Linked DNA regions of Homo sapiens: region 2 is linked to region 1. Evidence: read pairs that join two places in POLR2A ChIA-PET (ENCODE). Cell type or tissue: PC-9. All regions are shown on one strand.

What was found. ChIA-PET counts read pairs that join two places held together with the same protein. Peaks named below come from ENCODE experiments on the same cell type or tissue, not always from the same donor. Only the 100,000 strongest peaks of a DNase experiment are listed, where the experiment ranks them.
Region 2: POLR2A ChIA-PET joins it to region 1 with 5 read pairs; 2 of 35 experiments call an interaction of 5 or more read pairs at or near these places.

What each region holds. Positions count from the first base shown.
Region 1 is chr6:49,512,204-49,514,703 of GRCh38, reverse strand. The region is part of intron 2 of GLYATL3 (glycine-N-acyltransferase like 3); the gene reads right to left. Among named protein-coding and RNA genes, the nearest start is that of GLYATL3, 14 kb to the right of the region's middle. In PC-9, no CTCF peak of the experiment used is centred here; a DNase peak (open chromatin) is centred at 1,123.
Region 2 is chr6:49,595,906-49,598,405 of GRCh38, reverse strand. No RefSeq gene overlaps it. Among named protein-coding and RNA genes, the nearest start is that of RHAG, 40 kb to the left of the region's middle. RefSeq lists a silencer at 1-164. In PC-9, no CTCF peak of the experiment used is centred here; no DNase peak of the experiment used is centred here.

The sequences.
Region 1 (2,500 bases):
CACCACCACACCTGGATAATTAAAAAAATTTTTTTTGTAGAGATGCGGTCTCATTATGTTGCCCAGGCAGGTCTCGAACTCCTGGGTTCAAGTGATCCTCCCACCTTGGCCTTCCAAAGTATTGAAATTACAGGCATGAGCCACCATATGCAGCCACATATTTTTATCTACTAAGAAAGATGACTGTCCTACAAAATAGCTTGCATATGTCACATGTATGCTTGTAGAAGCTGGACAAAGTTGGTGGTAACAAAGACTGCTGAACTATAGGAATCCTTTTTACCACCATTCATGTTCATCAACAGTGAAATGAATAAGTACATTGTCGCACATTGGTACTGTAGATTACAAAACAGCAATGAAATTAATTTCACAAACATAATGTTGAGCAAAAGAAGTTAGATACGAAAAAGATACTTACTGTGTGATCCAATTTATGTTACATTCAAAACAGGCACAACTAAATTATGGCTTTGGAAGTCAGGATAGTGGTCACTTTTAGGGAACAGGGAGAGGTAGCGGTTGGAAAGGGGCATTGCAGGTGGGAAGGAGTGACGTCAAAAGTAATTTTCTTTCTCTGTAGTAGTGGATGTTATGTAGGCATTTGCTTTATGAAAATTCATTAATTAAATTTCATAATTAAATTGTGTGCACTTTGTAGCTAGCATGTGTTAGATTTCAATGGACTTTGTTTTGCTTTGTTTTGTTTATAAGGACATTGGAACCTACATTTACCTCCCTTATCACTTTTTTGTTTAATTAAAAACAACTTTTTTAAAGAAAGGGGACCTTGCTGGCCTTGAACTCCTGGGCTCAAATGAACCTACTGCCTCTGCTTTCCGAGTAGATGGGACTACAAGCTTGCTACTGCACCTGACTTTATCACTATTGTAATCTAAATCACTCATTTTCTTCAATGCCTAGAATTGTACAACTTTCTTCTATATTACCCAATCTGGACCTCATTCACATATCCTCATAGAAGGAGTCTTTCCAAATTGGGTTCGGCTTATATTATTGTGTAACATGGATCACCCTTAGTGAAAATTCAAGATCTAAAGTAACCTGGAAGGGTCATGTTTGTTCTGTTAATCATTAAATTATGTGGCTGCTCATCTTGCATATACAGAGTAATGTTTATTAATAAGTTTCACATGAGGAAACTATACATTCTTACTCAAGAATGTAACCTAAATATGATTGGAATGCTCAGCATCTTAAAAGGCAAAAACCCTTTCAATATTCAGATTCAGAAAGAAAAAACATAACTTATTTGTATAGGATTTGGAACCAACTGAAATATTTGACACTGGTTAAATACAAACTCTTCCAATAGCTATTTATTCAAAGGGTGAATGTTGAGTTGAGGGGGTGTGGCTAGAAGGATATCAATGTGCTGGGGGAATGAGATGAGAACTTATGAAGGAACTTTGGAAGGATATTTAATCACTTAAAAACTAAGCTGAGGTTACAAAATCCATAGCCAAAAACTCCAAAAAATGGAGGAAGTTTAAATAAATGAAACTGTATTTTCTTTAATATTTTAATTCTCTAACACCTTTTATTATCCTGTAAAGGTCACTGAAATTTTTTTCATTATCTCTGGAAAAATAATTATTTGGACATATTATTAAAGCAAAGTAGCCTACCATTTCATTCCATTAATTCACTTCAGTGTCAGCATTGATCTTGGGAAAATTTGGGTTGGATTGTCAATTTGGTACATTTTATTTTTTAGCCAAATGATTCCAAATTCTTATTCATATTTTCGTTACCACATACAGTTTAAGCATGATCAATAAGGCAAGATGGCCAGATTTAATTCACACAGTATAGTGCATTAGAGGACTCCTTCTAGATCACTTTTGTTCAAATTTTAATGTACATAAGGATTAAATAGGGTCTTTGGTAAAAATGCAAGTCTCTGTGTTCACAAATTCTTATTTGTTATGTATCTCATGGGTGATTTGCATGCCACTCACATTTGAAAACCAGGCATAGGGCAGTCTCCTTGCTCAAGAAATTCAGCTCTTAAAGGCAATTTCACTGCATTTATAACAAGATCTAAACCTCAGTTTTATTATTTTAACTAGATTATGTTCTTAACTGCAGTGCCACCTAGTCCATACCCTTCTGCTATTTAAAATACTTTAGAACTCAAATTTATTTAGAAATAATCTAGAAATTACCTAAATTTCCTTAGGAGTCATCCAGGTGACTATGAAAAGTGTAGTTTCCAGGGGGTGAGAGGAAAGGGGAGGGAGAGCATTAGGACAAATACCTAATGCATGTAGGGCTTAAAACCTAGATGATGGGTTGATAGGTGCAGCAAACCACCATGGCACATGTATACTTATGTAACAAATCTGCACATTCAGCACATGCATCCCAGAACTTAAAGTTAAAAAAAAAAAAAAAAGAAAGAAAAAAAAAAAAAGAAAAGTGTAATTCCCTGGGCCTTATCCACAGTCTATTCAATCTGTCTCTAGCAGGAGGGAGC
Region 2 (2,500 bases), 84 kb before region 1:
GATCATAAAGCAAATCTTGGAGGGTCTTGGGTATACTCAGGAATATAAGTAAGTCTATCATTTTGATGTGCCAGGGAACTGGCTCATGATCATCATCACTCCCTGGCTTGTAAACACTCTCTCCTGCCTTCCTGCAAGGCAGTTCTTGTAAGTAATAAAGCCTTATTTTTCAAATTCTGAGATAGTGGTCTTCTTTTCACAGTAGAATAATATGTTTTTTATCTATCTTGCCTGGAATTTAGTGAAGCATTTTAATTGTAATACTTGAGTCTTCTGTTCAGTTACATTTTTTTCTACTATTTAGTAACTTTGTCTTCTTCAACTGTTAATTTTTTCTTTTTCTGGCACTCTTGTTATTCATATGGAAAGTCTGCTCGGTCTCTTATCCAAGATCTTCCCGATCTTTATTTCATTGGTTCCATTCATCTATTTCTTCAATTTATTTTTGTTTGTTTCATTGTTGTAAATCATGGTCCATTTTTGTAGGTCCAGCAAATCTGTGTGTGTGTGTTCACACGTGCATACACGTACATGTGCTATGCCTGAATTTCCTTACTTTTATAATTTTGTTTATTGGAGATGGGTGCTATTTTTGTTCAAGTTCAAAATCTGTCTGCAAAACTTAAATAACATCATACTTTATCTCTTCACACACACACACACACACAAACATCTAGGATGTTAACTAATACTGTATTTATGATAATTGGTTGATTTGATTAGAAATCTCGAGTTGTACTTACATGATCAATTCCAGGAAGTCTTTGTTATTCTTTGTTGTTATCTAAATCTGAAAGATTGACTCATAATCACTAACTGCAATTTCAGACAGTTTGGTGAAAGCTGAAATCTTCAGGCTTCCCCAACCCTTTTTTCCATAGTCCGTAACCCATTTCTTGCACAAGACAAGAGAACTCTGCTGAGGAAAGTTGTGGGCGGACTTTTCTAGTAGCTGCATTTTGTTAGAAGCCACTTACTTTGTGTGTTTTCTTGACTCTCTTCACTTTGAGTGCTGGAAGCATTAGGTGGATTGTCCTTTTTCTTTTTGTTTATTCACTGAGGGTTAAATTCCAGCTGCTGAGATACCTTGGGTGACAAAAATCTTAAAAATGAAGGAAGGGACAGTAATCTCTGGCTGAATGGATTAAAGTTTTGCCAGATGCCAAAATAGAACTTCCTTGGATTGGCACCCAAAGGAAATCTCTTTGTTCATTTGTTTTTTCACCTGCTAAAGCGTTGCATTATCTTAGAATCAGGGCTAAAAGTAGCTCAATGTATCTGCTAAGCCCTCCTGCCACCTATGGGGGACCAGAAAGACCCACTGTCATTTCAGGAACACTCAACTGAGAAGCTACATCACGATCCACTGGGAATTCACAAATCTCTGCAAACCAGCTGTACCCACATCCTTAGCTCATGACTCTACAACTGCCTCCAGACTTTCCTCCAACATACAGGAGGGAAGTTCTCTGTAGGTGTTGTCATTGGTGTCTTCCCAGAATCTAAAGGTTTCACATCCTTCAGTCCTGGTTAATGCTCAGCTCAGGAGAGGTCCTATACTTTAATTGTGGACAAGGTTAAGAGGGACACATTGAAGCGCCCATCTCCCCACTTAAATAAGCTATAAAGATGTCACTCCATGTATTTTACAACTCGATAACGTTACATGTTTCATTTAAAGTCTGCTCTTTTAAGAGCAGACACAATTCATTTATTTCTTTGTAACCCTCACATCTTCAATAGAGCACATGTTTTAGGGAAGCTTGTTTAGTGGATGAATTGATAAGTAATTGAATGACTTGAACAAACCAAGGCAATCAGCCTCAAAGAAGCAAAGGTATCCTTTTTTAAATTTATCTGGTTACTCATTTATTCAATAATGATTCATTGAGCACTGGCTAAGTTTGACTTTATAAATACAAAGTCATATAAGATAAAGCTCTTGATATATCCTAGATATATATATATATCCTAGATATATATATATCCTAGATATAGATATATCCTAGATATATATATATATATCCTAGATATAGATATATCCTAGATATAGATATATCCTAGATATATATATATATCCTAGATATAGATATATCCTAGATATATATATATATCCTAGATATATCCTAGATATATGTCCTAGATATATATATATCCTAGATATATATATATCTCCTAGATATATATATCTCCAAGATATATATATATATCTCCTAGATATATATATCTCCAAGATATATATATATATCTCCTAGATATATATATCTCCAAGATATATATATATATCTCCTAGATATATATATCTCCAAGATATATATATATATATCCTAGATATATATATCTAGGATATATATCAAGAGCTTTATCTTATATGACTTTGTATTTATAGAGTCAAACTTAGCCAGTGCTCAATGAATTATTATTGAATAAATGAGATATATATATACATATATATAGATATAGATATAGATACCCTAGAATATAGCTGGTGGATCAGTGA